Linked DNA regions of Homo sapiens: region 2 is linked to region 1. A link is an interaction called in ENCODE POLR2A ChIA-PET data of the cell type or tissue named here. Cell type or tissue: PC-9. All regions are shown on one strand. Each heading gives the region's core, and the rest is flanking DNA. Links, peaks and the distances in the headings are about the cores only. Region 1 holds the start of SBK1 (SH3 domain binding kinase 1). Region 2 holds the start of SULT1A2 (sulfotransferase family 1A member 2).

Evidence for each region. ChIA-PET counts read pairs that join two places held together with the same protein. Peaks named below come from ENCODE experiments on the same cell type or tissue, not always from the same donor. Only the 100,000 strongest peaks of a DNase experiment are listed, where the experiment ranks them.
Region 2: POLR2A ChIA-PET joins it to region 1 with 18 read pairs; 3 of 35 experiments call an interaction of 5 or more read pairs at or near these places.

What each region holds. Positions count from the first base shown.
Region 1 is chr16:28,286,721-28,298,847 of GRCh38, reverse strand. SBK1 (SH3 domain binding kinase 1) reads right to left here and starts at 6,323. Exons shown (of 4, transcript NM_001024401.3): 1 at 5,548-6,323. LOC124903670 (a long non-coding RNA gene) reads left to right here and starts at 6,783. Exons shown (of 2, transcript XR_007065033.1): 1 at 6,783-7,081; 2 at 11,781-12,127. RefSeq lists silencers at 6,223-6,452, 6,660-6,831. In PC-9, for the core only: no CTCF peak of the experiment used is centred there; a DNase peak (open chromatin) is centred at 6,757; H3K4me3 peaks cover 1,750 bases; H3K27me3 peaks cover 1,537 bases.
Region 2 is chr16:28,591,009-28,603,135 of GRCh38, reverse strand. SULT1A2 (sulfotransferase family 1A member 2) reads left to right here and starts at 6,086. Exons shown (of 8, transcript NM_001054.4): 1 at 6,086-6,139; 2 at 7,202-7,353; 3 at 7,461-7,586; 4 at 7,672-7,769; 5 at 9,568-9,694; 6 at 9,790-9,884; 7 at 10,693-10,873; 8 at 10,996-11,193. The coding sequence starts at 7,206. The coding sequence ends at 11,108. SGF29 (SAGA complex associated factor 29) reads right to left here. Exons shown (of 10, transcript NM_138414.3): 10 at 11,346-11,546. The coding sequence ends at 11,430. RefSeq lists enhancers at 1,804-2,318, 3,152-3,685, 3,686-4,220, 5,854-6,148. In PC-9, for the core only: CTCF peaks have their summits at 4,985 (motif pointing left), 6,293 and 6,502; DNase peaks (open chromatin) are centred at 5,005, 6,115 and 6,555; H3K4me3 peaks cover 2,701 bases; H3K27ac peaks cover 3,445 bases.

The DNA of each region.
Region 1 (12,127 bases), core at 4,272-8,271:
GGATGGTCCCCTCCAGCCCCACCCGTGCCCTGTCTCCCAGCCCCTTGGGGCCATCCCAAAGCCCAGAGGCAGTTGGAACATCCTCTGCCCCTCTGGTGGTTGCCTAAAGCCATGAGGAAGGAGTGCTAGTGCAGTGGGAGATCACAGCAGTTCCCTGGGCCTGGATCAGCTCATTTGCATACCCCGGCAGGGAAGGCCAGAGCAAACACTTAAGCAGCAGGCCCTGCTCAAGCGCTTCATCTGCAACAGATCCACTTAATCCTCACAACAACTTTAGGAAGTGGCAGCTATTATTGTCTCCATTCTACGTCAGAGGAAACTGAGGCCCAGGAGACAACTGACCTGCCCAAGGTCACGCAGCCAGAGAATGGTGGAGGTGGGCTTCAAACCTGGGCACTCAGACACTGGCTTCACACAAACCTTTGGTGGCCCACACAGCTGGGTGCAAATCCTGACTCTGGGGTTAACGTGGTGCTGTCCTCAGGGCTAAATGAGAAAACGCTGTCCAGCACTGAGCACTTGACACTAGGAGATGTTCCGCTGCTTCCTCTCCAACCCTGACATTACGTGGTTTCCCAAGGTGGGGCTGAGCTGGACCTGTCCTCTCTCCAGGTATGGCCAAGCAATTGTGGGGCGATGGGAGGGTGGCTGGGGAGGAGAGGGGACTTTAACTGGCCTTTCCAGGCCTAGCTGCCACCCCTTCCTGAGACCTGAAAGGGGGAGCAGGAGGCGAGCCAGGGGAGGGGTGGTTTGGGGAATACTTTGGCCTGGGGCCCATCCTTCTGGGGCAGAAAGTCTCCAGGAAACTCTCCAGCAGAAGGCAGCAGGCGCCTCACGTGGAAAGCATAGGCTGGGAAGGAGGAGGGCTTTACCCACAAAACCACGGTCCCAGCCCTCAGGCAGAGTGCTAGAAGAGGCTCAGGAAGGGCCTCCGCCCTCACCCACACCTGGGGCAGGGGCAAGCTCCACTTCACAATGCTATCCTGCCTCCCAGGGACCCCTTCCCTTTCTTGAGGACAGAACCAGAAGCCTCTGCCTCCCTAGACCAGCTCCCAAGGAAGAGTAACTGTGGAGGCTCAGTCACCCACCTGCCGACGCCCCATTTAATAAGGGCCAATAGTTAGTGAGCATTTTTGATATGGGATACCCTGTCCTAGGTCCCTTCCATTCTTTAGCCTGCTTAATCCCCCTGATGATCCTACAAGATAGTATTATCCCTCTTTTATAGATGAGGGCACTGAGGCCCAGAAAGGGTAAGTGCCTTGCTGAAGGTCACACAGCATCTCAGTGAGCTTCAAGCCCAGGCAGAATCCAGAGCCTGAGCTCTCCTCCATGGTGCTCTGGTATCTGCTTTGACCTCAGGTTGCTGGAGACCTGTGTTCAGAAAAAGGGTGCACTCCCTTCTAGAGCTGTGCCCAGTGACAGGGGCCTGCTGCTGGCCCCTGGCCCAGCTACTCCACAATGCCCATCAGTTTCGTTTCTGTTCAGGAAATGTCAACTTTTGTTTCTTTTTTTTTGAGACGGACTCTCAGTCTGTCACCCAGGCTGGAGTGCAGTGGCACAATCTCGGCTCACTGCAACCTCTGTCACCTGGGTTCAACCAATTCTCCTGCCTCAGCCTCCCTAGTAGCAGGGATTACAGGAATATGCCACCGCACCTGGCTAATTTTTTGTATTTTTAGTAGAGACAGGGTTTCACCATGTTGGCCAGGCTGGTCGCAAACTCCTGACCTCAAATGATCCACCTGTCTCAGCCTCCCAAAGTGGTGGGATTACAGGTGTGAGCCACCGCACCTGACCAATATTTTTTAGTTACTCCTATAATTAGGCCCCCAGCTCTCCTGCCTGACCAAAACTTAGACCAGCTTGGACTTAGTCCTAGAAAGTTAGAAGGAAGAAACTTACAGCTACAAGAAGCTTTCATCCAGTTCTTCTGTGGACAGAGGGGTGAACGGAACCCTGGACAGTAGCCCTGCCCCAAGAGTCCTGAGCAAGACCTGCACCTAGAACCAGGTCAGGAGGGGAAGGGAAGGACTCGGGTTTGCTGTCCCTGGGACACATGGGGCAAGTGGGACAGAGAAAACAGGTTTTTGGTTGCTGGATGTCACTAGTTCAGGGGTAAGAGTGCAAGATGGGATCAAGAGTGGAAAGTGGAACCAGGCTGGAGAAGTTCAGGTTCACTTCACCACATAGCCCTTAAGACCCTGGGTGGACACTATTCTGTGCACGTTCTAACTTGACCATGGGGGTGGGAGGGAACACCCATGAGTGCAGAACACACACAGACGAAGGTTGCCCACCGAACAAAGATTTTTTGGGCTGTGTGTGGTGGCTGTAATCTCAGCATTTTGGGAGGCCAAGGCAGGTGGATCACCTGAGGTCAGGTGTTCGAGACCAGTCTGGCCAACATGGTGAAACCTCGTCTCTACCCAAAATACAAAAATTAGTTGGGTGTGGCCGGGTGTGGTGGCTTACACTTGTAATCTCAGCACTTTGGGAGGCCGAGGAGGGTGGATCACGAGGTCAGGAGTTCAAGACCAGCCTGGCCAAGATGGTGAAACCCCGTCTCTACTAAAAATACAAAAAATTAGCCAGGCATGGTGGCGGGTGCCTGTAATCCCAGCTACTCGGGAGGCTGAGGCAGAGAATTGCTTGAACCCGGGAGGTGGAGGTCGCAGCGAGCCGAGATTGTGCCACGACACTTCAGCCTGGGCAACAGAGCGAGACTCTGTCTAAAAAAAAAAAAAAAAAAAAATTAGCTGGATGTGGTGGTGGGCATCTGTAATCTCAGCTACTCAGGAGACTGAGTCAGGAGAATCACTTGAACCCAGGGGCTGGAGGTTGTAGTGAGCCGAGATCTCGCCATTACACTCCAGCCCGGGCAACAAGAGTGAAACTCTGTCTCAAAAAAAAAAAAAAAAAAAAAAGATTTTTCTGGGCCTGCAAACCCAGATGCCAGCATCGGGGGCCAGGAGGTGACCTAAGGGAGCGAACGGCTGCCTGGGGGTGGACTGGAAGGCAAGGGCCCTGTCTAAAGAAGGTGGTCATTCTCCCGCTGTGGCCTGAGGTTGCCACATCATCTGATTTTTCAAGAAGATCCAAAAATCAGCTTTTGTATGTGAAATTGCCTCCCCCCGACTTTTTTTAAGCACTCACAACAAAGACAAACATGTAAAATACATTGGACCAACAAAAATCGTCTATAGGCTGTATTTTACAGCACGTGCCCTACCATACGCTGGGCTCTGAATTAGACAATGCTGATGCAGTATGGACAAGACAAACCTGGTTCCCGTCTCCTGGAGCTGAGTCTAGATGTGGAGACAAACTCTCACTGCACATGTAGACACACGCCACTACCTCCAAGCCACCAAACCACCAACCAATCAAATTCAGCTCTCTACTACGTGCCAGCTCAGGTCAGCTCAAAAAGGGAGGTGGAGGCAGAAAACGGCTCCGGAGCCATCCTAGAGTGGGGCTTTTCAGGTCAGGGGAAGAGCACGTGACGGAGGCAGAGAATTAGAGGACACGGAGGAGATGGGCTAGGAGAGGTGGTTTAGGGCCAGGCTGCAGTCCAGAGACTATCTGGACTCAGCGACTTGATTCTGGACTCAATGGAGAGCCACTGCAGGTTAGTGAGGAGGGGAGGTCTTGCTCCTTGTCCTCCTCTGGCCTCCTCACAGTTTGCCCTGGACACAGTGACTCAAATTTCTGCTCTTCAGCCTCTGGTTCCACTGCCTTGCCTGTGGGGTGTGTGACAAAGCCCTGGGCTTCTGGGAACCCCCACTGGGGGGAAATGAACTCCTTCAGCAATGGGTAGAGCAAACCTGGATGCTTGTCCTGCCCAATTTCGATCTCCATCCGCCCTTCAAGCTGCAGAGAGGCTCACTCTCTGTCATTTTCTCTGGGAAGGGCCACGTGCTTGCCCAAGGTCACTCAGTCTTCAGGGCACCTGATTCCCCCACAGCCTGTGCTGAAGGTGGCTGCCTCAACTGTCCTGAAATTGGCAGGAGAGGCTGCCAGAGGTCTGCCCGCATCAAGTGCCCCCTACCCTCGTCTCCAGCTGGTCACATCCTCACCCTTGGGTCAGTGCCAGCAGCAGGTGGGGGTGGGGGCACTTGGTGCTGGGAAGGTGGGAGATGAGGAGTCAGCCACCCAGGCTCAGGGCTCCCAAGGCTGTAGCAGGACAGGGATCAGCTGCTTCAGGTGTAGGGTCAAGAATCTCTCAGCTGGACCTGGCCCGGTCCACTTCAACAGGCCCAATGGGACGTGCCCAGGGGTCTGATGATCAGGAGACATCAAGAAAGGAGATAGGAATGAAGTGGGGAAAAGGACCCTGACTCTAGCGCATGGTCCATCACAGACATTGGCGACAGGTTTGTTGAATGAATAAGTGAAGGAGCTACTGGCAGGGCTAGCTGTATCCTGGGTCCTGCCTTCCCGAGCCTCAGTTTGTGCACCTATCAAATGGGTCCAGCATCACTGCTTGTCTGCAGAAGGCTCAGAGAGAAGAGATGAGAGGAACTCCCAGCAGCCCAGAGTGTGTTCTTTCCATGCAGTCCAGCCCCTTCTCAGGATCTGATTCAGGATTTCAGGGTACAATGTCCCCTAGGGTCTCTCGGCTTCCTCATATGCGGTAGAGCCTGGGGTTCAGGACCTCACTGAGGGCCAGGCTGGGGTACGGCCGTGTGTACCACCTGGAAAGCCACAGTGAGACCCTGGAATTGGCCCTTGGTTGTCTGGGACACATTGAGCCAACCCTTGGTTTAACCTGGGTGTTCTCCAGGTTAGGAGGGGAAGGGAAAGACTTGGGTTGCTGTCCCTGGGACAAATGGGAACAGAACGGTGCCCTGACCTGAAATAGCTTCTTCATCTAGGCTACCTCTCCTCCCCAGAAACTAGCGCCTCACTTTGGGGGGTACTTACTCCCTCCCTGTCCCACAGGGAGTACAAAGTATGGTTTAGGTAAAGACCGCCAGTGTGGCCTGGGTCGGGCAGCAGAGTCACAGGGAAGATGCGATTCCCATTCATCCGCTCAAACACACCCCTTCCCCGCACTCTCACAGACAAAGACACACACCCGAAGCCCCAGCCATCACCCAGGGCCACATAAGGCAGCCCCCCTCACCTGTGGGCACCCCCAAATTTTCCCCTCTCGGGGGGACTTCACTAGAAGCTCAGCTTGGCCGTGGGGGAGGGGTATTCACACTCCAAGGACCTGGGGGCCAACCTCCAGGCTCGCAGCTTTTGGGGGGGGACTCTCCGCCCTCTTCCCCCCTCTCCATGGCACAACGGGCTCCACCACCACTCCTCCGTGGGGCCGGGGAGCTGCGCCCGAGCCTCAAGGCTAGGGAGTGGGGTGGGGGAAGGGAGAGGAGGAGGGGGCGGCTCCTCCAAGCGAGACACAAAGAGACGTCCTTCAGCCTCGGCTCCATGGCGACGCTGGGGAAGGGGGAGCGCGCAACCCGATACTTCCTTCCCCACCTGCAGGGCTATGGGGACCTCGGTGGCCACTCACCTGCCGCCCCTCACCTGGGCCCGGCTTACCTGGGCTGGGGCCGCGGGGACGCCGCGGCAGGGGGCCTGGGCGCCGTCGCGGTCTTCGTCTGCCCGGCCCCGGGGGCTCAGGGCGCCACGACCATGGACCGGGGTGCAAGCGGTGCCGCCAGGGGCTCAGTCGCCCAAGTCCTGGAGCTTTAGGGGGGGGATCCCCGAGGCTTCTTGCTGGTGAGAGTGTCTCTTGCTGTCCCCGGCTGCCTAGATTTGGGATTTCTATGTACCGGAGTTGGGGGGAATTGGGATCCCCTGATCTAGGGGCGTTCTGAGCTGGGTCTTCTTGTCTTGAGGTGTGGAGTTGTAATGACCGGATCTTGGGAGGGGGTTCTCGCAATCCCGGCCTGGGGGCACTGCGTTCTAGGTCTTGGGGCGGGGGCCCAGACTGAGGAGGGGGAGTCCTTGCGGTGCCGTAGGGGGCTTGCTGTCTTCTAAATACCGAGGAAGTCTCCGCTTTCCCCGCAGGGGAGTCGCTCGGTGTCGGATCCGGGAGGGCCCCCCCTCTTCCCCGAGGCTCGCCGGATCCTGGATGTGGAAGGGGGCTCCCCGCACTCCTCGGCTGCGGGGGCTTTAGTGGGTCCCGGCCACCGGCGGGCGCTGGAAGCCCCTCAGCCGCTGGGGGGCTCGGTCGCCGCCGCTACGAGCAGCCCGGCCCTGCGCTCCCGGCCCCCGGCCTGGCCCGGGCTCCGGCTGCGGCTCCAGCTCGCGCTCCGCCTGGCGCTCGGGCCCCGGCCCCGGCGCCCGCCCGGGCTGCGCTCCATCGCGGCATCGCGGCTCCGCCCTCCAGCCAGCGCGCACCTGCCCGCCCGGCCCGCGGCTCCGCCCTCCGGCTCGCGCGCCGCCGCCCGCCCCTTTGTCCGTCCCGCTCGGCGCGCGCCCTCGCGCAAGCGCGCTCACCCGCCGCGCGCCCGCCCTCCCGCCGCGCGCCGCGGAGCGCAGATTCTCCCCGCGCGGCGCCCCCACCCCCTTCCGGCCGCGCTGGGTCCTAGCGCCGGTGGCTCCCGAGCTGGCTCCCACCCCCCACCCCCCACCCACCCCACTCCTTTTCTAGGTCAGAGCCCACGAGGGGGCGAGAACGAGGTTACAGAGGACTCGGGGGAGTCTGAGAGGGTCACCTGGTCCAGCTTTCTGGGCCCTGCGGGACGAGACTGCCCCAGACTGTCCCGGTCTGTGCTAGTGGGGCGGAGCCTGTGTGTGTTTGAAGGAGGGAAAACAAATCCAGGTTCTGCATTCGGATATGCATTTCATTCATCCATGCGTCCGCCTGCCTGCCTGCGCTTCCATCCATCCATCCATCCGTCCGTCCATCCATCCATCCATCCATCCATGCATCCTATTTCCAGCGAGACGTCAGAGAACTCACAGTCTTCTTGGGGAAGAGGTCATAAACTTGGGCCTGGGTGGTTGCCCTATCCAACTGAGGTCGCCTTTGCGATCCCTGCTGCAAATAGGCAGTGACTAGTCCAGGAGTGCAGCTGGGAGGAACTGCTCGCCGGATAGAAGGGAAGAAAGGAGATTCTAGGCAGAGGTACAGCAGGTGTAAGGGATGTTGCATTGTCTGTTTGATAACCGGAAATTGGTGGCCTGGATGAAGTGGGTGGATGGGGACAGAGATGAGATAGGGACAGCTCGTCCTTCCAGGCCCTGTTCTTTCTCCTCCCTGCAGCTCACTCTTTCCCTAGTGAGAAAGCCCCAATAGGACGCCTTCCCTATTTCTTTCTTTTTTTTTTGTTTTTTTAGCTTCAAGCTTCAAAAGCATTTCTTTTTCATTCTTTTTTTTAATTATTATTATACTTTAAGTTTTAGGGTACATATGCACAACATGCAGGTTTGTTACGTATGTATACGTGTGCCATGTTGGTGTGCTGCACCCATTAACTCGTCATTTAGCATTAGGTATATCTCCTAATGCTATCCCTCCCCCTTCCCCCCACCCCACAACAGTCCCTGGTGTGTGATGTTCCCCTTCCTGTGTCCATGTGTTCTCTTTGTTCAATTCCCACCTATGAGTGAGAACATGCGGTGTTTGGTTTTTTGTCCTTGCGATAGTTTGCTGAGAATGATGGTTTCCAGCTTCATCCATGTCCCTACAAAGGACATGAACTCATCATTTTTTATGACTGCCCCTATTTCTTCTAAGTTTTTGATCAGGCTGTTTTCTCAACCCAGCGTAATCCTCCCAGCCACTCCCGACTGTTTCCAGAGCTTTAGGAGCCAGGGATTGCAAACGCAAGTACCTACAGGCGCAGACATGAGCGACTGGGGTCGCATGTAAAGTGATAGAGAGGGTGGAGAAGAGGGGAACTGGAGACATCGTGGGCTGTGCGTGGCTGGATGATATTCAAAGAGAAGCAGGACATCCAGAAATCTTCCAACTTTTAAATGTTTGAAACGAATTCCCAAAATTCGGAAATATTGAATGGGCCAAATGAAACACACTTTGCAGACAAATCTGGCCCCCAGACCATAGGTTGGCAACCTCTACCATTGAGAATATTGTTTCAGTTCTTAACTTGTCGGCCTCCTGCCTCTGTCTAGATTGTCTTTTTTCTCTTTTCTTTTCTTCTCTTCTCTTCTCCTTTCTTTCTTTTTCTCTCCCCGCCCTTCCTTCCTTCCTTTCTTCTTTCCTTCCTTCCTGCCTTCCTACCTTCCTTCTTTTTTTGACAGAGTCTTGCTCTGCTGCCCAGCCTGGAGTGCAATGGCACGATCTTGCCTCACCGCAACCTCTGCCTGCGGGGTTCAAGTGATTCTCCTGGCTCAGCCTCCTGAGTAGCTGGGATTACAGGCGTGTGCCACTATGCCTGGCTAATTTTTGTATTTTTACTACAGACGGGGTTTCATCATGTTGGCCAGGCTGGTCTCAAACTCCTGACTTCAAGTGATCCACCCACCTCAGCCTCCCAAAGTGCTAGGATTACAGGCATGAGCCACCGTGCCTGGTGATTGTCTTTTTTCTAGAATCCAAATCCTTTGGGATCATCAGGTCTGTAAAATACAAATGGGGTTGGGTTGCTGTCTTACATAAAACTGCCAAGGACTTCCTGTGTACCATCAGGGTAAAGTCTAACCTTACTTATCCTGGCATTCAAAGCCCTTAACATTTAGAGCCTGCTCTCCATTCCCCTACAAAGGACCTCTCTTCTCCATTCGGCCTTGACCTCAGCCACGCTATTCTAGGACATCTGCCTCTGTCTTTTTTTTTTTTTTTTGAGACAGGGTCTCACTTTGTCACCAAGGTTGGAGTGTAGTGGTGCAATCATGGCTCACTACAGCCTCAACCTCCTGGGATCAAGTGATCCTCCCACCTCAGCCCCCTAAGTAACTAGGACTACAGGTGTGCACCACCAGGCTCAGCTAATTTTTGTATTTTTTGTAGAGATGGGGTTTTGCCATGTTGCCCAGGCTGGTCTTGAACTCCTGAGCTTAAGCCTTCCATCCACCTCAGCCTCCCAAAGCGCTGGGATTGCGAGTGTGAGCCACCACGCCCAGCCCTGACATCTGTTTGTTTTTGTTTTTTTTTTTTTTCTGAGATGGAGTTTCACTCTTATTGCCCAGGCTGGAGTGCAATGGCACAATCTTGGCTCACTGCAGCCTCCGTCTCCCGGGTTCAAGTGATTCTCCTGCCTCAGCCTCCCAAGTAGTTGGGATTACAGGTGTGTACCACCACGCCTGGCTAATTTTTGTATTTTTAGTAGAGATGAGGTTTTGCCATTGTTGGCCAGGCTGGTCTTGAACTCCCGACCTCAGGTGAGCTGTCCACCTCAGCCTCCCAAAGTGCTGGGATTACAGGTGTGAACCACCTCACCCGGCCTGACATCTGCTTTTGATACCTCCACGCCTTTGTCTACTCGGTTTCCTCTGTCTGGAACACCTTTCCCTTCCTCCTTGTTTTCCAAACAAGTTCTCTTCTAAGAACTCTGTGTCTTCCCTTCCTCTCCCACACTCCTTGTCCTGCCAATGTAGAGGAGTTTCGGATTTCATTCTAACTTTGTTCTAATCCTCTCCAAGGCCTTAGTGCCGTAAATAAACTAATAGAGGGATTTGAGTTATTGGGTGTGCAGAAGAGGGGGCTGGAGAGGGAGAAAGCAGGAAGAAAACATTCTGTGTCTAAAAGCTGAGTCTCAGAATGTTAGCACTTAGAGAGCACTTTCCTCTTTTTGCAGAGGAAGAAACAGACCTAGAGAGGGGAGGAGTCAAATCAAGCTTTGCAGTGCCCCTAGCCACAGTTAATCAAGGGTTGCCCAGTTCAAGGCCACCTTCTGCGGAAACCTTCCCTGATTCCTTATCTGGGGCTTTGATTACCCATAGTGCAGTTAGTAAAGGTTTGCTGGCATGCATTGTGGGTAATTAAGTCCCCCTCCCGACTCCCTCTCAGTTCTACAGGGAGGGAAGTCCTGGTCCCCAAAGAGGGTATGCTCTAGCCAGGGGACACAGCATGGGTCCCATTAAATTTAAGCTGTGGCCGGGGCTGGGAAACTTTGGACTCCATGTGTTCTGGGACCAGCAGGTGAGAAGAGAGGGCACCAGCATGGCTGCACTAACTGACCCTGGTCAGCAGAGAGGGCAGGGCTGCTTTTACAGTGGGAGGACAAGGAGGAATATATGGGAATCCAGTGATCCATGGGTTACAATAACCAATAATTTAGGTCCCTCAGGACTGAAGGGTCGGGTCACATCACCAGGTAACCCACCAAGGCCTGCCAAGGCGACGGTGGAGAGTGTGGATAATTTAGAATGGATAGTGAAGAAAGAAAGAACAAGCGCTGGTTATGGCCTCTCGATAACTGCAGCAAGGAGGCGGGGGCTCTAGCATGTTCCACTAATCTCCCTCTTCAAAGTTTTCCCATAGAAAGAGAGGCTCACAGGATCCATGGTAGAGCTGAGTAGTGCAAGGGATGGAAGGTGACGGCCCTGAAAATGTGCCATTCAGACCTCTGACTTCAGGAAAAGTCATTGACCAAGGGCAGCAGCTGTGAAACCCATCTGTGGTTCACACAGGAAGGCTCTGGTTTGCTTCCCACGAGCTGATCCCAGCCAAAGAACTAAGGCGCGTCTGTTCGTGGAGACACAGGACTCCTCGAACAGGCAGCTTTGGATCAAGGACTCCCCCTTGACTTTGTAAAAACTTTCTCACTGCACTGCAGTTGAAGACTCTTCCTCTCCCATCATCCTTCCTTCTGTCTCTCTTTTCCACGTGTTAGATCTAGTACAGTCTGATGATCTTCCCAGCTTCCTCTTCCTCCCTCCTTCTTGGTCCCTCCCAAGGGTTTTCCTCAATAAATCATTTGCACATCTGGCCCACCTTGCCTGCTTCTCAGAGGATGGAACCAACACAACACATCTGAAGAGAGGCACAGAAGTGGTGACTTTGGGAGGCCAAGGTGGGCAGATCACCTGAGTTTGGGAGTTCAAGACCAGCCTGGGCCAACATGGCGAAACCCCATCTCTACTAAAAATACAAAAATTAGCTGGGCATGGTGGCACGCACCTGTAGTCTCAGCTACTCGGGAAGCTGAGGCCCAAGAATCACTTGAACTGGAGAGGCAGAGGTTGCCATGAGCCAAGATTGTGCCATTGCGCTCCAGTCTGAGCAACGGAGTGAAACTCTGTCTTTCAAAACAAAGCAAACAAAACCAAAAACAAACAAACAAAAACAAAAAAAGAAGTAGCAGCCTGCAATGGTGCAGTCCTTTGTCCCTGACGCCTAGGGATAAGCCACTCTTGCCAGCTCAAAGGTGCCACCTCTCCAGAGAGGGTCTTGATGGGTATAATTTGGATAGCGGAACACAAAGAAAAAACTTAGCCATGATTTTATTTTCCTTCTTTCTTCTTTTTTTTTTTTTTTTGAGATGGAGTCTTGCTCTGTCACCCAGGCTGGAGAGCAATGGCACAATCTCGGCTCACTGCAGCCTCCGCCTCCCAGGTTCGAGCAGTTCTCTTGCCTCAGCCTCCCAAGTGGCTGGGATTACAGGCACGTGCCACCATGCCCAGCTAATTTTTTTTTTTTTGTATTTTTAGTAGAGATGGGGTTTCACCATATTGGTCAGGCTGGTCTCAAACTCCTGACTTTGGGTGATCTGCCCACCTCGGCCTCCCAAAGTGCTGGGATGACAGGCGTGAGCTACCTAGTCCAGTCTCTTTTCTTTTTTTAATTTAATTTTTATTTATTTATTTAGTTTTATTTATTTATTTATTTCTTGAGATGTAGTCTTGCTCTTCTCCCCCAGGCTGGAATGCAATGATGCGATCTCGGCTCACTGCAACCTCCACCTCTCGGCTTCAAGCAATTCTCCTGCCTCAGCCTCCCGGGTAGCTGGTACTACAGGCTCCTGCCACCACGCCCAGCAATTTTTGTATTTTTAGTAGCGACAGGGTTGTACCATGTTGGCCATCCTGACCTCAGGTGATCTGCCTGCCTTGGCCTCCCAAAGTGCTGGGATTACAGGCATGAGCCACTGTGTTCAGTTGGCCATACTGATAGACTCCAGGCTTTGGGAAACTGATGGCATTTGGGGATTTCCCCAGCATGTCCTGTGATGCTCTTGATTCCTTGTGTCTCCAGTCATGACAGAGA
Region 2 (12,127 bases), core at 4,612-8,611, 300 kb before region 1:
ATAATAATAATAATAATAATAATAATAATAATAATAATAATAAATAAAATGATTTAAACAAGAGACACACAGCAAAAGAAGTGGAGCATAGAATAACTTATTGCAAAAGAAAACAGTATATTGAAAGTTAATTGCAGAATAGACAATACACCTTGAGCGAGTTCAGAAGGGACTGCTTGTCAGGTTGGGACGGTGTTGATTACTGCAGGAAAAACTCCCTTTATGGGAGTCTCACACAACTCTTCATAATGGGTGGGAAGAGGCATCACTAGTAAGCATGTTCTGGGTGGTCCTCTGGGTGCACATGCGCATTTGCTATACATGCTTGCTCCTAGGACTCATGTCTCATTAGCATCTTAAATCTCCACCCAGGGGTATGGTTTTTACTATTAAAATGAGCAAAGTGTCAGTTTGCTGACCCTTTGCACATGTTCTCAAAAGGGAAAGTCCCTACTGGAGATCGCTTTGCTTGAATGAGCTCAGTGACCAGGTGAATGCCGAGGCTTCCTGTGTTGGCCGTGCTGTCACCAAGGTCACAGCATCCTGAGAACATGGTTTTCTCCTTGACTAACAAGGCCTCGGGGTCTGTCTCGGGGTTGGCCTTCCACCGGGTCAGCGGGATGATCCGGCGCAAGCTCACGGTGTGTCTCCTGGTGGTAGAGGGGCTTGTGTCAACCTGTGGCCGGGTGGGGATGCTCCTTCCCAGCTGGTAGGCTGCCCCCAGGCTCCATGCCCTGCCCTGGCCTGGACACTCACGCTTTGCCTTCTTCATCAATGTCATCTACCTCATACCTGTGGACAAAAGGAGGAAAATGCAGGATGCAGCCAGGGGCACAGTCCCTGTAGGGGAGTGTGGAGGACAGGGGCAGGGCGAGGACCCGGTGCTCCCTGCACAGCCGGCCCCGCCCACAGCACGCTCTGTGGAGTTTTTCTCCTGCTGTGCAGATGAGAAGCAGAGTGGCAGCCCAGGCAGGTGCAGTGACCAGAGAGCAGCCCTGGGGCTGTTGGAGGAGCCCCTGGGAGCCTCCATCTCCCGAGTGAGCCCAGCAGGACTGTGACCCGTTCGGCCAGGTGTCCTACAGGGGCTGCTGGGCTCAGCTACAGATGGGCGAGACCGCAGCATAGTGGGCGCCCAGCGGGAAGAACCAGGGAGGGACAAAGTGAGTTTGCAGGTGCTGGAGAGGCTCTCTTCTTGATGTCGGTGCTGAACCAGAAGTGTGTTTAAGGAGAATTTCCTAAAATTCAAAGAGTTCCACGGGAGTCGCGGCTAGGCCGGGGCGCTTCTTCAGCATCTACCTGCTCTAAGGCCTGAACCCCCGTCATCAGGGCCACGTTTATATGGGGTTCACTGTCAGCCCTGCTTGTCAGGTCCAGCAGCACAATGGGGACCACACAAAAGGCAGGGCCCAGGCCTGGCGCGGTGGCTCAAGCCTGTAAACCCAACACATTGGGAGGCCAAAGCGGTTGGATCACTTGAGGTCAGGAGTTCGAGACCAGCCTGACCAACATGGTGAAACCCCGTCTGTAATAGAAATACAAAAATTAGTCGGGCATGGTGGCACGTGCCTGTAATTACAGCTACTCGAAAGGCTGAGGCGGGAGAATTGCTTGAAAGATGGGGCAGGGGGCAGCGGCAGAGGTTGCAGTGAGCCAAATCGGGCCATTGCACTCCTGGTGAGACCGGAAGGGTCTCTGTGCCAGGAGGAAGGCTTCCTGGAGGAGGCGGACCCCGCTGGGCACAAGCCTGATGAGAGGGAGGGGCATGCCTGTGACATGGGTGGGGAGTCCAGGGTGGGGACGGGACTGTCACAGAGGAGGAGCATGACGGGGAGACAGTGCCCTGGGAATCTTGGCGGTGGAACTCCGGGGAGGAGCTGGCTGGGGCGGAGGTGATGATCCAGGATGCGGGCCAGCGTAGGGGTCTTGGTGGGCATGCTGGGGTCGGATGGAGCGCAGGAGGGAGAGGAGGGGGGACAGGTGGGTACCTGGGCTGGAGGCGCGGCCTGAGGTGGGCAGGTTCAGGGGGCGTGACTTCATTTAGGGGCAGGGCCTGGGGCTAGGCTGAAGCCGGCAGTGAGGACCCCGCTCTCGGGTGGAATTGGAGGGGACCCGCGGTTGGGCGCGGCAGGGCTCACAGGGACACCCCCGTTCTCCTCCCCAGGGAGAAAGTGCTCGTCGTGCACGGCTTCCCGCCCGCCGTGGCAACCCTTCGGGTAAGGAAGGAGACCAGGCGGCGGCAGGCGGGCAAGGGCTTGGGGTCCGCCCCCCTGCCTGGAGCCGCCCTAACTCCTCCGTATCCTGCCGCTGTTGGAGTGGGCCTGGAACCCCCTCCATAGGCGCGCCTCCTACTCCCGCTGCACCCCGACCTCCGCCGGGACCTCTATGCGCCGCGCCGCACGGGCGATGGCCTTCGGGCCTCCCCGGCCCCAGGGCACCGCGCAGGTCCCTTTGCTGGCACCAAGCCCGAGCCTGAGCCGGACCCGGGGCCCAAGAGGCCTGTGCGCCCTGCGAGCCCTTGAGCTCCAGGGGAGGTCCGCCCCAGGCAGGGCGGCTCATCCCCCAGACCACTTCGGATCCAGCTGTTTGTTGAGGAGCCAGGAAACGCCCTGACACTTTTGCGGCCCTGTCCCCGTCTCTAAGATGGGGATGATAGTATTTCTGGCCATTCCTGAGCACAGCAGGACCTGCCTTTTCCCTTTGACTGGAAGGTTCTTCTCTACACCTATCTTGATAACCTGCCACCTCCACAGGGAGGTCTTCTCTATCTCCCGATTTAAAATTGCAGCTCTGAGAAGCCGGGCATGGTGGCATATGCCTGTAGTCCCAGCTACGGGGGGAGGCTGAGGTGGGAGGATCGCTTGGTCCCAGGAGTTGGAGGCTGCAGTGAGCTCTGATCGCTCCACTGCACTATAGCCTGGGCAAAAGAGCAAGAAACTGTCTCTAAAAATATAAAATAAAATTGCACCTCTTGTGTACTTCCCCGTCTGCTTCTTTACCTGAATACTTACTATCTCACCGGCTAGGTGCTTTATGACTCTCGTTAGTCTCTCCCACCCCAACCTTTGCACTACATTGCCCGAGGGCAGCTCTTGTCACTGCTGTAGAACAAAGTCCTGCACAGAGACGATAGCCAAGAAATAGTTAATAAAATAATGGAAAACGGGTGCCTTCTACTGAGCACCCGCTAATAGTGAGTGAGTAGAGGACTTGCCCTGGGGACATTCAGTGACCTGCTGGGTGTTGCTGAGCTGTGAGGAAGTTCAGGTCTGGCTGCAGTGGTGAGGCTGTGACTCAATCAATCACTGCTGATGCTCCCAGGACCTGCACCAGCTTAGTCCCAGGGGCAAGGATTTTAAACCCCCACCTCCATTTCCTCATCTGTAAGATGCAAATAACAGTCACCTCTGCCTCACGGGATGGAGCTGTGTAATGCCCGGAACAGTGCCTGCTGCATAGAGGGGTTGCTGCCAGCTGCCTCTCCCTCCTTGTCTCTTACCTGCCTGCTGCCTGGGACAGGATGAAGCGGGGCCCTTGTGTTGCCCCAACCCTGGCTGTTGGCTAAGAGCCCACGTGATCTGCCTGTGAGAGGAGTTCCTTCCGGAAGAACCAGGGCAGCTTCTGCCCCTAGAGGGCCAATGCCCTAGCTGAGTGCAGTCCCCCGGCCCCAGCCTGGTCCAGCTTTGGGAAGAGGGTGCCCAGTTGTGCAATCCAGGCCGGGGCAGCCGTGTCCTGATCTTGGTATTCAGGGCTGAGCCTGGAGGGGGCTTGTGATGCCTGACTCTGTCTCTCTCTCTGGCCCCATGCCTTGGTAGCTGTGAGGCGTCACTGCTTTGGGTGACCTGATCTGGCTGTGATGGATGAGCACGGGGGAAATAGTGGAAGACTCGGAATTAGAAGACGTGAGTGGGCTTTGGCCCCAGCCTCCCTACCCCACTCCCTGTCCTGGGCTGCCTGTGACCAACCTTGTTTCTGCAGGCACACTGGATAGCCCTGCTGGAGCTCAGTGTCCCTAATCCCCTCCAGATACTGGTGGCCTAGGGGAGGTCATCAAAGACCGGTGGGACATCGACCTCAGCCCGTTTCCACGCTTTTTTTTGTTTTGTTTTGTTTTTTTGAGACCGAGTTTCACTCTTGTTGCCCAGGCTGGAGTGCAATGGCGTGATCTTGGCTCACCGCAACCTCCGCCTCCCGGGTTCAAGCGATTCTCCTGCCTCAGCCTCCCAAGTAGCTGGGATTACAGGCGTGTGCCACCAGGCTTGACTAATTTTCTATTTTTAGTAGAGACAAGGTTTCTCCATGTTGGTCAGGCTGGTCTCAAACTCCCGACTTCAGGTGGTCTGCCTGCCTCGGCCTCCCAAAGTGCTGGGATTACAGGAGTGAGCCACCGTGCCAGGCCTTCTCCAGGCTCTTGGCACCTTAGCCAGAAACAATTTAAGGACAAGTGCAAAAGTCATGAACGTAGGCAGATTTCCTGCAGAGTAAAGGGACTCACTGAAGAAGAGGAACGTGGGGGTCCTCAAGAGAGTGTCTCATGCCCTACAAGGTGTGGGGCTGACCTTTATGGGCTTCTTCAACTAAAGAGGGGTATATTCATGAAGATTCCAGGAAAAGGTAAAGATTTCTCAAGACCGTGGTGCCACAATTTACACCCAAATACAGGTGTTCCTGGAGCCGTCTTGGCACTGGTGGGTGTACGGTTTCATATGTTACTGATTGTACAGTGAGATCCTAGGTGAAACCTACATCAAATACAGCGCCATGTTGCTTCTGGTTGGTCGCAGCCAGCTTGGTCCTCATCCTATTTTTCAGGGACTTATTGGCCCTTGGCACATGCAGCTATTTCAAGTTTCCTTCTTCTGGTCATGTGAAACTGCTGCCTGGGATTTTCTGTTGTCTTGCTAGCACTCTATTAATCTCACATTCTCGCCTCTTTTCTGTGCCACCCCCTGCTGGTCCGGCTGGTTTTCACTAGAGTGCAATACAAAGTCTCAGTCAAGAGGGCCTCCTGAAGGTTGCTGAGGGCAGGGGTGGAGCTAGTAGCCGGAGGACCTGCCAGTCATGGGGATTCCTCAGGGGCACAGAGGAGGGAGGAGGGGCCTGTGGCCCTAGCAGGGGAGCAGCCTCTCCTCTGCCTGGAAATCCCATGCCTCAGTTTTCCCCGCTTGCCTCTGAGCTCACGCAACCCTGGGAAGGCTTGGGAGACTCACCTTTACTCAGATGGTTGTTTACCTGTCTCGTGCCCAGCTTGACCCTGGACTTTAAATAGTGAGGACAAAGAACGAGGAGGGTGGGGGGATGCACTCCTTCCACGGGGCCCTGTGGCTTCCAAGCCTCAACCTCCTCTGGCCTCTGTCTGTGGAGCCTCCTTCAAACCCATGGAAAGAAAAGTACCTGCCAGGGGCTGTGGTTCTTCTAGGATCTTCTATCGATGTTCTGTGAGGTCCCCAGGGAGCCATGAAGCTGGGGCTGGCTCCCAGGGCAATGGGACTGCAGTGTCCTTGTTCTTTCTTGTTCTATGGATCCATGCTCTGCTCCACCCCTGCCCCTTCACTCTGCCCACACGCATCACTCCAGACTGGCCTTGTGGTCAGAGCCTGGAGTGCATGGGCTGCTGGAGGCCTGTGGGTTGCACTGGGCCAGGACCCCTGGCACCTTCAAGACTGGCCTGGAGCCAGCAGGTAGGTGACCTTTCCAGGGCCTGCCTATCCCATCTTTCTCCTCCAATCCCTCCCCTCTCTTGCCTGGGTCAATTAGAGAAAGCTTGTCTTTTGGAGTTCAGGGGCAGGTCAGGAGCCCAGTGACAGCTCAAAAAAAAAAACCCACAAAAACAAACCCACCATTGGGCCCTTTCCCCTTTCATTCTTCTGTTTTCTACACACCAAACCCAGTCGTGGCTTTGGAGATCACTTTAAGCTTGTCTCCAGCTGGCAAACTAAGGAGGGTAATAGAGAAGCTCCCCCACCCCCAACCCTACCCCTTCCTTCCGGAAGCAAATCTAAGTCCAGCCCCGGCTCCAGATCCCTCCCACACTGACCTAAGAAACCCTCAGCACAGACAACACCCCTGCATTCCCCACACAACACCCACACTCAGCCACTGCGGGCGAGGAGGGCACAAGGCCAGGTTCCCAAGAGCTCAGGTGAGTGACACACCGGAATGGCCCAGGACGCCCTCACCCTGCTCAGCTTGTGGCTCCAACATTCCAGAAGCCGAGGCCTCTGCTATCCCTGCCCTCTCCCCATGGATATCCCATTTCAGACAACCCCGGCCGGCCTGAATCCCCCTCCCTTCCTTTTTTTTTTTTCCGGGGAGGCCAGGTCTTGCTGTCACCGAGGCTGGAGTGCTGTGGGATCCTGGCCACTGCAGCCTTGAATTCCTGGGCTCAAGTGATTCTCCTGCCTCAGTAGCTAGGACTACAGACCCTCACCATCCTGCCTGGATAGTTTTAAAAAATATTTTTAAAAGATTTTTAGAGATGGGGTCTTCCAATGCTGCCCAGATTGGTCTCCAAATTCTGGCCTCAGCCTCCCTAGGGTCTGGGATTACAGGTGGGAGCCACCCTGCCCAGGATCCTCCTTTTGCTGAGTCATCACAGTTTTGCTCATTCCCACATCAGGCTCTGGCCCCCAATACCAGCTCAGTTGCTCAATGGGCTGTTTGTCCTGGAGCCCAGATGGACTGTGGCCGGGCAAGTGGATCACAGGCCTGGCCAGCCTAGGAGTTGCCACATGTGAGGGGCCGAGGGGCTCAAGGAGGGGAACATCGGGGAGAGGAGCCTACTGGGTGGAGGCTGGGGGTCCCAGCAGGAAATGGTGAGACAAAGGGCGCTGGCTGGCAGGAAGACAGCACAGGAAGGTCCTAGAGGTTCCTCAGTGCAGCTGGACTCTCCTGGAGACCTTCACACACCCTGACATCTGGGCCCCGCGCCACGAGGGTGCTTTCACTGGTCTGCACCATGGCCCAGGCCCTGGGATTTTGAACAGCTCCGCAGGTGAATGAAAGGTGAGGCCAGGCTGGGGAACCACCACATTAGAGCCCGACCTGGTTTTCAGCCCCAGCCCCGCCACTGACTGGCCTTGTGAGTGCGGGCAAGTCACTCAGCCTCCCTAGGCCTCAGTGACTTCCCTGAAAGCAAGAATTCCACTTTCTTGCTGTTGTGATGGTGGTAAGGGAACGGGCCTGGCTCTGGCCCCTGACGCAGGAACATGGAGCTGATCCAGGACATCTCTCGCCCGCCACTGGAGTACGTGAAGGGGGTCCCGCTCATCAAGTACTTTGCAGAGGCACTGGGGCCCCTGCAGAGCTTCCAGGCCCGGCCTGATGACCTGCTCATCAGCACCTACCCCAAGTCCGGTAGGTGAGGAGGGCCACCCACCCTCTCCCAGGTGGCAGTCCCCACCTTGGCCAGCGAGGTCATGCTCACCTCAGCCTGCTCACCTCCCATCTCCCTCCCTCTCCAGGCACCACCTGGGTGAGCCAGATTCTGGACATGATCTACCAGGGCGGTGACCTGGAAAAGTGTCACCGAGCTCCCATCTTCATGCGGGTGCCCTTCCTTGAGTTCAAAGTCCCAGGGATTCCCTCAGGTGTGTGTGTCCTGGGTGCAAGGGGAGTGGAGGAAGACAGGGCTGGGGCTTCAGCTCACCAGACCTTCCCTGACCCACTGCTCAGGGATGGAGACTCTGAAAAACACACCAGCCCCACGACTCCTGAAGACACACCTGCCCCTGGCTCTGCTCCCCCAGACTCTGTTGGATCAGAAGGTCAAGGTGAGACTGGGCACAGTGGTTCACACCCGCAATCTCAGTACTTTGGGAGGCTGAGGTGGGAAGATCCCTTGAAGCCAGAAGTTCCAGATAAGTCTCTTCCAAAAAAAAAACTTAGCTGTGCATAGTGGTGTGTGCCTGTAATACCAGCTACTCAGGAGGCTGAGGTGGGAGGATCATCTGAGCCTAGGAGTTTAAGGCTACAGTGAGCTATGATCACACCAGTGCACTCCAGGCTGGGTGACAGAGAAACACTGTCTCAAAAAACGATGAATAGAAAGAGTGTCCCACCAGTGCGGTGGCTCACACCTGTAATTCCAGCACTTGAAGAGGCTGAGGCAGGTGGATCACCTGAGACTAGGAGTTTGAGATCAGCCTGGCCAACATGGCAAAACCCCATCTCTACTAAAAATACAAAAAAATTAGCCGGGCATGGTGGCAGGCATCTGTAATCCCAGCTACTTGGGAGGCTGAAGCAGGAGAATTGCTTGAAGCTGGGAGGCAGAGGTTGTAGTCAGCCGAGACCTCACCATTGCACTGCAGCCTGGGAAACAAGAGCAAAACTCTGTCTCAAAAAAAAAAAAAAAAAAAAAAAAAAAGCGGCAGGTGGCAGGGGGCTGGGCCTGTTGTGGCTCACGCCTGTAATACCAGCACTTTCGGAGGTCGAGGTGGGCAGATCACCCAAGGTTAGGAGTTTGAGATCAGCCTGGCCAACATGGAGAAACCCCGTCTCTACTAAAAATACAAAAATTAGCCAGGCGTTGGGGCAGGCGCCAGTAATCCCAGCTACTCGGGAGGCTGAGGCAGGAGAATAGCTTGCACCTGGGAGGCGGTGGTTGCAGTGAGCCGAGATTGTGCCACTGCACTCCAGCCTGGGAGACACAACGAGACATTGTTTCAAACAAAACAAATAAATATTTTAAAAGGTTTGCCACCTGGGTGGCTCACCGCTGTAATGCCAGCATTTTGGGAGGCCAAGATGGGTGGACCGCTTGAGCTCAGGAGTTCCAGACCAGCCCAGGAAACATGGGGAGACTCCATCTCTATAAAAGATGCAAATAATCAGCAGGGCATGGTGGCATAGCGCTATAGTCCCAGCTACTCAAAAGTCTAAGGTTGGAGGATTGCTTGAGCCTGGGAGGTCAACGTTGCAGTGAGCTATTCTCACTCCAGTGCACTCCAACCTGGGCAACAGGAAAAAAGAAAGCCCAAGGTCTTTTTTCTCTTTTCTCTTTTTTTTGAGACCTAGAGTCCCCCCCCCCAAAAAAAAAAAAAAACCACAACAAAAAGAAAAAAGCAAAGGTCCAGGTGTGGGGCATGTGAATCCAGGGAAGGAGGCCCCGGCTCAGCCCAGCTTTGGTCCTGTTCTTCTGGGAGAGTCGCCTCACTTCCTCCAGACTTGTCTCATCTTCCACGGGGGGGACTGTCTGCCTTTTGCTCTGATGACCAAAAACATGAGACTCTTCCGGGTAGACCTAAGAAAGGTAGAGGGTGGGTCCTCACAGGCCCACAAAATTTGGTGGTGGTGGGAACATGCCTGGTGGAGCATGCCTTGCTCCAGATCGGGGTGTGACGCATTGATGCAGATTATATTACTATAGAATATGATGGTCTCAGGGACCAGGCAGGACTTTGGCTTTTGAGCAGGGTTCAGATCCTGACTTGGCCCTACCTGTGCCGTGAGATCTCAAACAAGTCAGCCTCTAAGCCTCAGCTTCCTCCTTTGCCAAACCAAGAGATGAGCTGGCCTGGGGCAGGCTGTGTGGTGATGGTGCTGGGGTTGAGTCTTCTGCCCCTGCAGGTGGTCTATGTTGCCCGCAACGCAAAGGATGTGGCGGTTTCCTACTACCACTTCTACCACATGGCCAAAGTGTACCCTCACCCTGGGACCTGGGAAAGCTTCCTGGAGAAGTTCATGGCTGGAGAAGGTGGGCTTGATGGGAGGAAGGAAGGTGTGGAGCTAAGGGGTGGTGGCTACAACGCACAGCAACCCTGTGTCGGCACTCCCTGCCCGCTTCTCCAGTGTCCTATGGGTCCTGGTACCAGCACGTGCAAGAGTGGTGGGAGCTGAGCCGCACCCACCCTGTTCTCTACCTCTTCTATGAAGACATGAAGGAGGTGAGACCGCCTTTGATGCTTCCCTCCACGTGACACCTGGGGGCAGGCACTTCACAGGGACCTGCCAAGGCCACCCAGCCACCCTCCCTGGGCGGCCCCTCCAGCAGGCCCGGATTCCCCATCTTGACTCCCTGGCCCAGGCCCCACTGCAGCCCCATGTGGCAGCAGGCTGGGCACAGCTCTCATCTCCTGTGCCTGAGTCAGCTGCACGGGTGGCCATGGATCAGCTACTTTTTTTTTTGAGACAAAGTCTTGCTCTGTTGTCCAGGATGGCATGCAGTGGTGTGATCTCAGCTCAGTGTAACCCCCCCTCCCAGGTTCAAGTGATTCTCCTGCCTCAGCCTCCTGAGTAGCTGAGATTACAGATGCACACTACCATGCCTGGCTAATTTTTGTGTTGTGCCATGTTGGCCAGGTTGGTCTCCATCTCCTGAGCTCAGGTGATCCGCCTGCCTCAGCCTCCCAAAGTCTTGGGAATTACACGCCTGAACCACGGCCCCTTGCCACAGATCAGCTATCTATTCCAATTGCTTCTCCCTGCCAATGGTTATGCCACCCAGGGCCACAGGCACGGAAGAAGACCATCCCAGTCCTTACCCATAGGAGCCAAGCCCAGCTCATGATGGGATCACAGGGCAGACAGCAATTCATTTTGCCCCAGGGACTGGGGTCCCAGGGGTCGAGGAGCTGGCTCTATGGGTTTTGAAGTGGAAGTGGCCAGTTCCCCTCTGAGGTTAGAGAAGTGGACCCCTTTTATTTTCCTGAATCAGCAATCCAAGCCTCCACTGAGGAGCCCTCTGCTGCTCAGAACCCCAAAAGGGAGATTCAAAAGATCCTGGAGTTTGTGGGGCGCTCCCTGCCAGAGGAGACTGTGGACCTCATGGTTGAGCACACGTCGTTCAAGGAGATGAAGAAGAACCCTATGACCAACTACACCACCGTCCGCCGGGAGTTCATGGACCACAGCATCTCCCCCTTCATGAGGAAAGGTAGGTGCCGGCCAGCACGGGGGTTTGGAGCAGGTGGGAGCAGCAGCTGGAGCCTCCCCATAGGCACTCGGGGCCTCCCCTGGGATGAGACTCCAGCTTTGCTCCCTGCCTTCCTCCCCCAGGCATGGCTGGGGACTGGAAGACCACCTTCACCGTGGCGCAGAATGAGCGCTTCGATGCGGACTATGCGAAGAAGATGGCAGGCTGCAGCCTCAGCTTCCGCTCTGAGCTGTGAGAGGGGTTCCTGGAGTCACTGCAGAGGGAGTGTGCGAATCAAGCCTGACCAAGAGGCTCCAGAATAAAGTATGATTTGTGTTCAATGCAGAGTCTCTATTCCAAGCCAAGAGAAACCCTGAGCTGAAAGAGTGATCGCCCACTGGGGCCAAATACGGCCACCTCCCCGCTCCAGCTCCTCAACTTGCCCTGTTTGGAGAGGGGAGAGGGTCTGGAGAAGTAAAACCCAGGAGACGAGTAGAGGGGGAATGTGTTTAATCCCAGCACGTCCTCTGCTGTCCTGCCCTGTGTCGTTGGGGGATGGCGAGTCTGCCAGGCGGCATCACTTTTTCTTGGGTTCCTTACAAGCCACCACGTATCTCTGAGCCACATTGAGGGGAGGGGAATAGCCATCTGCATAGGAGGTGTCTTCAAACAGGACCGAGTAGTCATCCTGGGGCTGTGGGGCAGGCAGACAGGAGGGGCTGCTCAGAGACCCCCAGGCCAGGACAGGCACCCCCTTCCCCCAGCCTAGACCACAGGAGGCTCTGGGCCGTGGACTCTCAGCCACTCCTAACATCCTTCACTCTGGGGTCAAGAAGTCTTGGCCCAGTCCCTGCTGCTACAGAGCTCTTTTCTCAGTGGCTGGAGACCCAAGGCAGGGAATAGGCAGGGAGGAGTAGGGGTGCTGACTCCCTTCCTAGTGGGGTCATAGCTGGAGGGTCTGCTGCCTTTCAAGGACTCTTTGTTGAGAGGACTGAGGGCAACCCAGAGGGTGGCAGGCAGGGATCCTGGCCTCAGGTGGCTTGTGTCCCATGTCACCAAGAGCACAAGGCGGTAGGAGCCCAGGGCTCAGGGCAGGAGCTTCCCATCTCGGAGCTGGTTCTCCTGGGGCTGGAAGCCACTGACTCGGGGCTTGCCAAGGCTGCCAGGGCTGGCAAAGGGATGGTGGCCTTTGGGGCTGGAGTGGAAGAGGGAGGGCAGCTGGTGGGTCCTGTCAGCTTGGAGCCTGTGAGATGAGGACAAAGGGAAGGAGTGGGG